Regions from separate parts of the Homo sapiens genome. Here region 2 is linked to region 1. The links are chromatin contacts, found by Hi-C in ENCODE. All regions are on one chromosome and are shown on one strand. The core of a region is the stretch at or near the end of the contact, and the rest is flanking DNA. Distances in the headings are between cores, read along the strand shown.

Region 1 (5,889 bases), core at 724-3,223:
CAGAATTATGGAAGCTGAACAAGTTGAGATATGTATGTTGTTGGCTATTGTTTCTGTTATTGGTCTTCTGTCTGCTTCAATTAGGGCAGAAACAGGATTAATTTTTTTCCTTGCAAATTGGTGTGGATGTTCTGCCACTGCAAGCTTCATCTTCAACATTATCTCATCCCTTCTTAAAGTTAGCTATCTGTTGTAAACTGCTGATTTATTGGGGGCATTGTTTCTATAAAGTTTTCTCTTTTTTTCTTCCACAGAATAGAAAATATGGGAAAATTTCCCACTCACTTTATGAGACTTTTATAACTTTGGAATTAACTTTATGGGGACATTACAATTCAGGAGAATTACAAGCCAATTTTATTAATGAATGCAAGTAAAATCCTACATAAAATATGAAGACATCAAATGTACCAATTTATGAAAGGGAAACTGTGATGGACATTACCCATAAACTTTTTATAAGGTATTAATCATGTGATCATTCTTCCACTTAATGATTACCATAAATTTGATGTTTGTTCTTTCTTCAATTTTCACAGATTTCATGTTGCTCTGATAGGGCTTTTGTCAAACCAGTGTCCTCTCCTTGGTGCCTCAAACTAGATCATATTTAGACAAGTTAGGAAAAGTTGCAACAGGCTGGGTGTGGTGGCTCATGCCTGTAATCCCAGCACTTTGGGAGGCCGAGGCGGGCAGATGGTCAGAGCTCAGGAGTTTGAGACCAGCTTGGGCAACACGCTGAAACTCCGTCTCTACTAAAATACAAAAAATTAGCTGGGCGTGGTGGCAGGCGCCTGTAATCCTAGCTACTTGGGAGGCTGAGGCAGGACAATTCCTTGAACCTGGGAGGCGGAGGTTGCAGTGAGCCGAGATCACCCCACTGCACTCCATTCAGGGCGACAGAGTGAGACTCCACGCCGTCTCAAAAAAAAAAAAAAAAAAAAAAAAAAAAAAGAAAAGAGAAGAAAAGTTGCAACAAGTTAATATAAGTTTATTTTGGTACAAAAAATGTTTAAAATTGATACATAAGTTTTATGATAACAATTTTTTATGAACATCTTGAAGACCCTTAGTTTGAGAAGAAAAAAAGAAGTACTACATGGAAACATTCACTCAGTTCAAAAATAATGACTATTAAGCAACGGTTCTATGAGAAAGGTACTATTAATTTGTAATGAGAAAGAGCCTATGGATCATCTTATATTTTTAAAATTGAGGGGACAACAAGAATGTTTACTATAGGGCTATTATAGCACATTCGTGAAAAAGGGAGTCAGAATTTAAAAGAACAACATTGGCAAAGATTACTTATTACACTTCATGTTTGTGACCAAGATTTATCAATAGAAAAGTACTCTTATTTTACCTAAAACTTTTAATCCTTAAAGATCTTTACTATGTTATATTGCAATTTTCATAAAGATGGCCAAGTAAAAAAATTATAGGGAAACAATGTACTCTGGTTTCAACTAAAGTCAGAAATACTATACTTCAGTAAAGCACACTTTAATTAAAATTTAAAGAATTATTTAACACTCCCAATATTTGATCGATTAAAGTTGGCAAAAGTCAGAAAGTATTTGGCATGTAAAATTTCCCTTTAATGGTTAGATGTAATGAGGCATTTTTTTAAGTGTTTTAGAATAACCCCTGGGAATACCATCACTAGAAATACTAACTGGAATATTTAGTGAGTAAAGCAAATGCCACATTCTTGGGTACCTACAAAAAAAATCTCACTTTCAGAGAGGCACAAATTATGCATCTTATTAATGTGCAGAACTAGATCTACAAATGGGCAATCAGAAAAAACTGAAAACTCTCAAAAAGCTAAGTTCTTAGGAGAAATGTGTATATTTGGGACAATAGTAAATAACCCCTTAAAAGAAGTAAATCCAGTCCTCAAAGCAAAAGGGCGAGTCTGAGAGCAAGAGCCCCAGAGAAAGACGCCGGAAGGAAGTCGTAGATGTAGGAAGTGACTGTAGGTTTAGATGAATGGAAAATGAACTTGCCAGTTCACAGCTATGTCCTTCCCAATTTAGGAGGTTAAGGGCAGGAAAAACATGAGAAACTCTTTTGAGAAGCTGCACAAGCTGACATGGAGGATCAAGGATTTCAAAAGCTTTGAATATAAAGAGGTGAGAATTTTTATTTTATTTTTTTACTATTATTCTGGTCTGTTGGTTGAGCTCTGAGGTTAACATCTTACAACACTTTAAAGTGAAACTAAAACAAACACATCATTTTTAAAATTGGCCATATCCGGAGCCCAGAAAAATATTACAAATAGTAACGTGTCCTTTCGGACACCTCATAAAAATTTAGGGAAGAGATATATGGAAATACCTTTTAAACACTTGGCAAATAGAATAGGTTTCAATTACATCAGATTATAGTTTTTAGTCTGACAGTTTGTGTCTGGATGTACAACGGATTAATTTTATTAAGTTTGTTGGAAGAGTTATTGAAACAACAGGTTTCAATTATTTTGTTCTCACTGAAATCTGTTTCACAAAATGGACCACTGAAATAAGAAAAATGGTTTCAGTTTATTTTAATGTGATTTCCTGAGTGGAGAGAATTTTCTACATATATATGTAAAAGTCAAGTTATTGCTTATGAATACAGCATTACTTTTTAACTATTCTATTAAAATAATATTCTCTTAGATTTCAATAACATGTAATGTGCACGTATTACACACATGAAAAGTCAATTCTCATGGTCACTCACACTAAGGTGAGTGAATATATGACTGTCCTCTGCATGTGATGCTCAGGATATCTCATGAAAATGTACAAATTGTCATAAATGGAATTTCCTAGCACTGCTATCTTACCATAAAAATGATGTGGTGATAATAGTGGTAAACAAAATTGTCAGAGATCAAATGTGACATATCACTATTCATTTAAGGTATAAAATGGCTGTTGATAAGATATTTGGAAATGGATATAGCATGATCATAATACAGAAATTACAAATATTGCTACAAATTACAATTTTTAGAATTTGTTTTAAGATATTTCATTATCACTAAACAGGCTTCAAATGCCTAGTGAACTGATAAATCCCACTGCCAACTGATTTGTTTCAATATGATGTGTTCATTGCTTGTATTTGGACCTATTAATAACTTGCAGAGCTAAGAAGTATGTGCTTTCCTTGCATCTTTATTGTACTCCAACTCTATTCCCTGGAAGATAGCCAATGTAAAACAATATTAATTTAATACCAACTTAAATTTTGCTTCATACAATTTTCAGTTTATATGAGAAGGTAATTTCTTTATGGATTCTGAGTTAAAATGAAATTTTAAGATTTCAAAGTTTATTATTGTTATTTCAAAAATTGCGGTTAAAATTTTATCATAAAAATCATACTTAAGAATCATAATCTTCTAATATTAAAAGAAGGAATACAAGGGAACAGGTGATTGAGCTGACCATAGAATATCGTATGAGTGGAAAGTAAAAGCTCTTGGCAGTGTAGAGATAGAACTTGTTAAAGCAGTTGCAGTTCCGTATGTTGTCTTCTTAAATAGATATGAGATTGGAATTAACTTGTTAGTGATATTCATTTCTAAGAATATCATAGAACGCCAAAATTGGAAGATTAATTTGGTTGTGATCCCAAGTTCATTGAATAGTATTTTATCTTACTGTGTGTATAAGTAATATGATAATGGTGATGGTCAAAATAGAAACCTTGCTTGATGCCATGCATGGTACTAATAAGCATTAGTATGCTCATAAAGCATGAGCATTATGTTATGTAATTCTAACAATCTTATGATGTAGTTATAACTATTACCTCATGCTTTTATTTATTAATTTAAATGATATTTATTAAGTACATTTGGTCTTCAATTTTATAGATGGCATAGCTATCATAAATTAAACAAATAAGCTCCTTGGAGTTATAGAGTTTATTCAGGTTTAAAAGTGAGCAAAAACACACAAAAAATAGTAAATGAGGAAATGGAGAAAATAGAGTTATGGTGAGATTGGGTAAGTCAACAGATGTAATAGGGAGACATTTTTTCTAAAGCACTGATATTTGAACTGATTTCTGAACTTTTGAATCAGTCATCTGCACAAAATGCTTGTGGGGATAATTTCAGGCAATTGGAACAGACTGCAGCTATCATGTTGTGAAAAATAAGTGTATATTTTTGACAAATCAAAGATACAGGGGATAGTAAGAGAAATCTAATGTCTGGATTACCAGAAGAAAAATACAGAATGTAGAAAAATTTATAGTTAATGAACAGATAGAGGTTAAGAATGTTTCTATACTAATGAAATAAATGAAAACAATAAAAATATAAGAAATCCACAAAACTCTAAGCAGCATGAAACATGTAAATCTACCACTGCTATTTCTGCAGAAAGCAAAGGCAAATAGGAGATATTTTTAAAGCCAGAAACAAAAAGATAAATAATTCTAATGCTGCAAATGCTGTATACTGAATGCAGTCTGCCATGTACTAAAAAAATATTACTACCTATAATAATACCCTTTTGTAATTAAGGTAATATGTATACATTTGAAAGCCAAAAGAGAGAGGAAAGAGAAGAGAGAGAGGATAAGAAGGAGAAGGAGAGAGAGAAAATTTGTAACCAGCATAATTATACTGAAGGAAATACTAGAATGTATTGTTCATGCAGGTGAAAAGTTAAAGATAAATATTCTATGTTCAAATAAATTTTGACTATATAAAACCAAAAGAGCAATATTATTTAAAATTTATAATATAGACTTAATTAAGGCACAGCAAAATGATAGGATATTCTTGTGGAGGGGGAAATAAAAGGGCAGTTCATTGTTTAGAGAAGAATAAAAAGTAGTCAGCAATGTAAGACTCTTATAAGTCTGAGATACTTTGATGTGAAGTTCCTTATGGAACAATTACTATTAAATGGTAATAAAATATTGTGTATAACATCGAAACAGAATAGAAGCAGAAAAAACAAAAAAGATACAGAATAAGGAAAACAAAGAGAGAAAAAATATATCATTAGAGGAACAAATAGAAAGCACTTATTATATTTATGTATAATTATGTTATATACATATATACACACATCTATATGTATATATATACACATACATATATATATATATATAAAATTACATTAATTGGCCAATGAAAAATACTTCCAAAATGGAAAAAAAAAACCCTAAGTTATTTAGAAGAGAAACACTGAATCATAACCACAGCAAATTTACAAATAAAAACAATGAAAAAGAATATTCCAATCAAACATTAACCTATATTAATGCCAGATGAACTAATTTTAAGACAAAAATACATTGCTAGAGATGAATGGAATGTTTAATATTGATAATAAAATGAATTCCTAAAAGGTTGTAAGAAATATATAAGAACTTAATGATACTATTTTAAAATGCAGACTCACTAATTTACAGAAAACCAAGGGGAAATAGACAAACCGACAATTTCAGCAAAATATTTCTTAGTAATTAATAAAATAATAAAATAGTAAAATATTTCAAAATGTTAATTGATAAATCAGTAATAAAAGATAACTAGATTGTCCTTACAAACTTGGAAATCAACAAATAAAAGACTAAACAATCCATTACCTGTAAATTCATAATAGAATTAAAAAATATCTCTAACTGAATTATACCAAAGTAATACAGGTGATGACTTGAAGAATGCACAAAAGCAGTATAAAGACAAAAATACATAGCAGTAATGACCAGTAATAGGTATGCAACATAAATGAGAAAATTAATCTATCCCATCTATCTCAGAAAGTTAGGATTGAAAAAATTGACCTATAGAATGCAGAAAGAAGGGAATGATAATGATGAAATCAAAGTAAAGAAAAAGGAAAAAACAAAGCACACAATGGAGAG
Region 2 (6,147 bases), core at 2,589-5,088, 1.3 Mb after region 1:
TGGGAGGCTGAGGCAGGAGAATCACTTGAACTCAGGAGGCGGAGGCTGCAGTGAGCCCAGATCACACCACTGCACTCCAGCCTGGATGCAGGGCAAGACTCTGTCTCAAAAAGAAAAAAAAGGAAATGATTAAAAGAGACCATAAATAATTAGTAGAATACATTTTTCTCAGATTAAGGCCGAGTCTATAAACTGACAGGGCTTGCCAAACCCCATATTGGAACGGTGACAAAAGGCTCACAATGCACCACAGCCTGGTACAATTTCTCAATCTTTTTTTTTTTCAGACAGGGTCTCACTCTGTTGCCCAGAATGAACACGGCTCACTACAGCCTCAGCCTCCTGGACTCATGCAATCCTCCCACCTTAGCCTCCCAAGTAGATGGGAGCACAGTTGTGTGCCATCACACCAGGCTAATTTTTACTTTTTTTTTTTTTTTGTAGAGACGAGGTCTTGCCATATTGCCCTGGCTGGTAAAATTTCTGAATCTTCAAGTGAAAATCTGATATGCTAACATGTTTCCCATGCCCTCCCCAAATTTCCTAATAGCAATACTGTCATCATCACATTGACACCGGACTTCTACTAAGTTATAATAGGACTAGTGGAAGTATACAAACTATGTTATTGGTCTAAAGTAATATAGAAATTAGATATAAGTATTTAGAGGCCAGGCGAGGTGGCTCATGCCTGTAATCCCAGCACTTTGGGAGGCCGAGGAGGGAGGATTGTTTGAACTCAGGAGTTCAAGACCAGCCTGGGAAACATGGAGAGAACCTGTCTCTAAAAAATTAGAGCTTGTATTTTAAGTGACTTCATTGTTTTGTTTTTTAAATTTCATTTCTTTTGTAATTCATTTTCACTGTATTCAAAAGTGTCCACAGGAGTGGGTGTGAGAATGGCCCTTTACCACTCAGAGTTTGAGCAGCACTAGCTAGAAAACTGTAGAGTCGCACAATAGTTCTCAAAATAGGGTTGGGGGTGGGGGAAGAAGTGAGTTTTTTTCTCTCCAAGGAGACATCTGGCAATGTCTTTAGACATTTTTGGTTGTTCTCACCAAGCTGAGTGCTACTGGCTTATAATGAGTACAAAGCCAGGAATGCTGCCAAACACTATAACGACAATAACAGCCCTCCCACCCCTAAGAATTATCTGGTCAAAATGTCAATAATGCCAAGGTTGACAAACTCTGGAATGGCATGTAAAAATTATCAAAAGAAATCTACAATGAGCCAGGTGCAGCGGATCATGCCTGTAATCCCAGCACTTTGGAAGAACAAGGCAGGAGGATCACTTAAGCCCAGGAATTCAAGACCAGCCTGGGCAACACAGTATGACCCCATCTCTACAGAAAAAAAAAAAATAGCCAAGTGCGGTGGTGGGTGCCTGTAGTCCCAGGTACTTGGGAGGCTGAGGCTGGAGGATCACTTGAGCTTGGGAGGTAGAAGCTGCAGTGAGCTGTGATTGCACCACTGCATTCCAGCCTGTGTTACAGAGTGAAACCCTGTCTCAAAAAAAAAAAAAAAGAAAGAAAGAAATCCTACAATCAGGCCGGGCGTGATGGCTCACGCCTGTAATCCCAGCACTTTGTTGTAATCCCAGCACTTTGGGAGGCCAAGGTGGGTGGATCACCTGAGGTAGGGATTCAAGATCAGCCTGACCAACATGGAGAAACCCCGTCTCTACCAAAAATACAAAATTAGCCGGGAGTGGTGGCACATGCCTGTAATCCCAGCTACTCAGGAGGCTGAGGCAGGAGATTCCTTGAACCCAGGAGGCGGAGGTTGCGGTGAGCCGAGATCGCGCCACTGCACTCCTCCACCCTGGGCAACAAGAGTGAAACTCTGTCTCAAAAAAAAAAAAAAAAAAAAAAAAAAAGAAATCCTACTATCAATGCAATCAACAAAATATGCTTCACCTGACAGAATGAAAGCAAACTGTTTGAAGAAATTAAAGAATTCATAACATATCACTTTTATACCCCATCAGGGAAAAATACTTGAGAAAAGGCTACAAGCAAACAACAAATGACCTCACAAGGTCATGTGCCACTTATTATCATTCCTATGTTTAAACACACAGAAACTGAGGATTAGAAGTATCTGGTCAAAGTGGTCGGGCGCGGTGGCTCACGCTTGTAATCCCAGCACTTTGGGAGGCCGAGGCGGGCAGATCACGAGGTCAGGAGATCGAGACCATCCTGGCTAACACGGTGAAACCCGGTCTCTACTGAAAAATACAAAAAATTAGCCAGGCGTGGTGGCGGGCACCTGTAGTCCCAGCTACTCCGGAGGCTGAGGCAGAAGGGCGTAAACCTGGAAAGTGGAGCTTGGAGTGAGCAGAGATCGTGCCACTGCAATCCAGCCTGGGCGACAGAGCGAGACTCTGTCTCAAAAAAAAAGTATCTGGTCAAAGTTACACAGCAAAATCTAACTTAACACATATATGCAAAAAAAAAAATTGTGCAATTCAATGCCACTTTCCCTTCTGGCAAACTAAGGACATGCTTAACATTCAGCAATAGGTTCACCCGACATTTGCTTAGCCCTAGATACTGTGCAAAGTACTTCCATATATATCCTTTCCTTGTACCCTTACAGCAATACTCTCAAAGAGTTAAAGTGTTCTTATCCCTGCTTTACAGATGATAAAACTGTATCTAAGAAAGATTAAGCTGCACGTATTCTCACAGTTAATTTGCTCTAAGTCTGACTGCATAGATGTTACTCCTTCTGCAACACGGGTAAAATCCACTTTCATTGTTTCAATTATCCACCATGTAAGTGCCTATGATTCCCCAATCGCATTTCTAATTTTAGTATTCATCCTGAGCCCCAAATCTATCCACAGCATTCAACAGTTCTCATCTCCCTTATAAGTCCTACGAACTCATCCAAAAAACGAACACATAATCCCATATCAAAACTTGTTCCTTCTCCTTTAATCCCTTTCATTTTTTTTCACTGATTAGTGAATGCATATTGTCCACTAAAACGCAGAAGATAGTCATTACACAAATAGCTGTGAAATACCACCTGACATAAATTCTCTATTCCAGTACCATCGGGTGCCACGAGAGCATATGATAGCGTCTGACATGATCAGAAAGACTGGGGAAGGCAACAGTAAGAAAACACTAGTCTGAGCAGAGGCCTTGTTCTGGGTGGGAGCATGGTTCTATTTATAGTGATGACTGACCGGCCAAAGGTTAGTAGGTTCGCTGCCTCTTCAGTGCATATTCCTATGAACAATCCATAAAGTCGCCTAATGAAGTGTTAGCACCATCGTTTTTAGGTGGGATGCAAACTTTCAATATTATGACTAATTTTTTCCCTCTTAATGGTACACGTTCTGCCTAAGTAGCCTAGACGCTCCCGTGCGCCCGGGGCGGGTAGGCCTGGCCGAAAATCTCTCCCGCGCGCCTGACCTTGGGTTGCCCCAGCCAGGCTGCGGGCCCGAGACCCCCGGGCCTCCCTGCCCCCCGCGCCGCCCCGATTTGCCCTCAGAGAGGGTATCGATCTTATTTCTGGGTCTACGGCAAACTCCAAGGTCTACAAACGTAGAGGTCAGCTGTGACCCCGGGCCAGGCCGTGAAGGTCCCCAGGACACAGAGCTGCTCTCTCCTCCTAGTAAAGGTGAGAGGCAGCCCAGGCCTCGTGAAAAAACCCAGAACTGGAGTCCCAAAAGGCCACGCTGATCTAGCTACCCTCCCAGTCACCTTGCACTCAGTCCCGAGCTGCCAAAGCCTCCGCCGCCACCACCTCCGCTCTACTTCCGGCCCTGGCTCCGCCCCCACACGCCTACCCGCCATCGCAATGCATTATGGGCCGCCGTTTCAGTCGGTCGACGCTCACCGGACAGGAAGCGTCTCGGAGACAGTCTGCGACCGGACGGGTCTAGGTGAGACAGAAGCCAAACAGGAGGAGGAAGTGGAGGGTAAGTGCTTCCGGGTCCCCTGGCACAGCCTCCGCCATCTTTTCTTCGCCTAATTTGACCCGTTCTTTTTCCCCTCCTTGAAACCTTGCTCTGTACGCATGCGCTCTTTGAGTGGCCTTTCCCCTAGTTCAAGCTCCCCTCCGAGTCAGCGTCCTGTTCGTTAGGGTTATCGAAGTGTATAAAGGTGCAGGGAAAGTGAGACTGTGTAAAACAAAGCGGATTGGGGCGTTGTGCTTCCTTGTACCTCGTGAGCCTCCGTTGCCTTGGGCGGTCGTTTTGCGCACCCTGCCGGGAGTTGTAGTCCTGGACCCGAAGGTGCCTGGGAGGCGGGAGGGGGGTTGGGGCTTCTCAGCGCCGATTCCGCGGGAAGGGCCCTGGGACCTCACACTTCTAGTCGCGGGAGCTGCAGGTCTTACCCGGAGAGACGCTGCACGTGGAGCCCTCGCCGCTGCCGTTCTCAGCCGGCTCTGGAGTGCGGGCGGGGGCGACAGGGCCGATTCCGGAGTGGGTGAGTGCGGCCGCCGGGGAGGAGGGGAGCGCGGGCCCTCGCGGGCCGGCCTCGTTCCGGGGCCTTTTCCCCCACAAGGGCCCCCCCGCGGCCGCCTCTGTGTTTTGTTTCCGCTGGTCCCCGGCGCTGTGACTCCCATTTCCGTTCGTGGAGACTTGAGGGAGCCGGGTGGGGAGGGGCGGGAGAGCTGTGCGGGGAGCGAAGGGGAGGGGCGGGGGGCGAGCGGCCTGGAGCCCGGGGGGACCGGGCACCGCCGGGACCCGTGCCGGACGGGTCGCCTGTCGCCGCTCCCTCCTTTCCGCGTCCCCTCCTCGCCCGTCCGCACTCCTCAGCAGTCTCAGCCTGCTCAGCTGGGATGTGGTCCTGACGCCCCCGAGATTTTAAGAGCAAAATGCAGACCCTGTCTCATCGCGGGACTCAGCGATTCACTCATTTCAAATCCGCTCTCTTTATAGAACAACACACACCAGAATCATTTATCAGCGTATATGGTAGCCATCTGGGTTTGTTTTTTTGTTTTTAAGCAAGGAAGTAAACCAAGGAGATAACAATGGGTTGTCTACTTGGAAATTTTTTTGTGTACTAGAAGACACGCTGTATGTGCGTGTTTGGATTTAGGGACCCCAGTTTGATCAGGTTAGCGGACCGAGAGGACAATGCCTAATATTGCATTGCAAGATGATTAGAAATTTAGAAATAAAATTCATTTCATAAGTAGTTTCCACTAATAGCAGTAGGTCTGACTCGTGAGAAGAGCAAAGATTTAGCAGGATTCACTTGAGCGAATTGTAGAACGAGGCGGTGATAACATTCTTCGGTAGTGTTATCTTGAACTTCAGAAGAAACCGCTCAACTCTTTAGCAACTGCTTGAGGGACTAGCCTGTCTCTCAGGGTTCCATCCAGGCTTTCCAAGCTTCTTTATTTTTAGACATACAGTGACGCTGAGTGGACTTCAAGTCAATTTTACCTGAATTGTGTATACAAGAGCATCTGTCATGAGGCATGTATAGTAATGAAGTAATTAAATCATGAGCTAGATGTTAGGTTGAAGCAAATCATCAGACCGAGTACTAAATTAAAACTGTTGACTTTAGCCTTCCCTCAACTCTTTATATATAAAACTCCAAACCTACAGAAGAATTGGGGAAAAAATCATGCAGTGAACACGCAGATACCCTTCACCTGAGGGTCCCAACTGTTAATCTTTCACTGTATGTGCTTTCTCTTTTTATATTACATAGATATGTATGCTTTGCTTTTTCTTAACTGCTACCTTTATTTTTGAAAATAAAAATGTCTTTTAATTTCCTCAGACACAGAAAAGCATTTGATAACTTAGGAAAATGTGCAGTTAATCTCGCAGGTACCCCCACACTCCACTTATAATATATTGGGAACAAAATGTTCTAAGCTCTGTAATAATGCTCTCCAATGAAGGACAATTCTCAAATTTATCTGTAGTTTCAAAAGGGAATGTTACACCTATCTGTATTTTAAAAGACACTAGCCGTTCCCAGAATTTTTCGTTAAATTCAAGTTTAGTTTGTATCCCATCTTGTGAAACATTCCGAACCCCAGGTTGGATTTAATCCAGCAGAACCAGAGTGTCAAAGTATATGAAATTGTTCTGTGCAGTTCTGGCGGGGGCAGCCCTTAGACGGAGAAACTGCAAGTAATTTTCTCTCAGTTTTCCTAAGTATT

Evidence for each region. Hi-C counts contacts between places; a loop is a spot of excess contacts on that map. Pooled maps may share reads with other maps.
Region 2: a loop to region 1 is called in a pooled map, with 14 times the contacts of the local background. The contact joins the promoter of GABPA here to the promoter of LINC01684 in region 1. A Hi-C loop is called at or near these places in 3 of 37 single-sample maps with no recorded cell type and 6 of 50 pooled maps.

The regions. Positions count from the first base shown.
Region 1 is chr21:24,426,767-24,432,655 of GRCh38, forward strand. LINC01684 (long intergenic non-protein coding RNA 1684) reads left to right here and starts at 1,974. Exons shown (of 3, transcript NR_135519.1): 1 at 1,974-2,138.
Region 2 is chr21:25,731,134-25,737,280 of GRCh38, forward strand. GABPA (GA binding protein transcription factor subunit alpha) reads left to right here and starts at 3,839. Exons shown (of 10, transcript NM_002040.4): 1 at 3,839-4,445. It overlaps ATP5PF (ATP synthase peripheral stalk subunit F6), which reads right to left and starts at 3,771. Exons shown (of 4, transcript NM_001003703.2): 1 at 3,720-3,771. RefSeq lists enhancers at 1,063-1,900, 3,193-3,272, 3,591-4,246, 3,673-3,782, 3,803-3,922 and silencers at 3,383-3,482, 4,423-4,562, 4,623-4,832.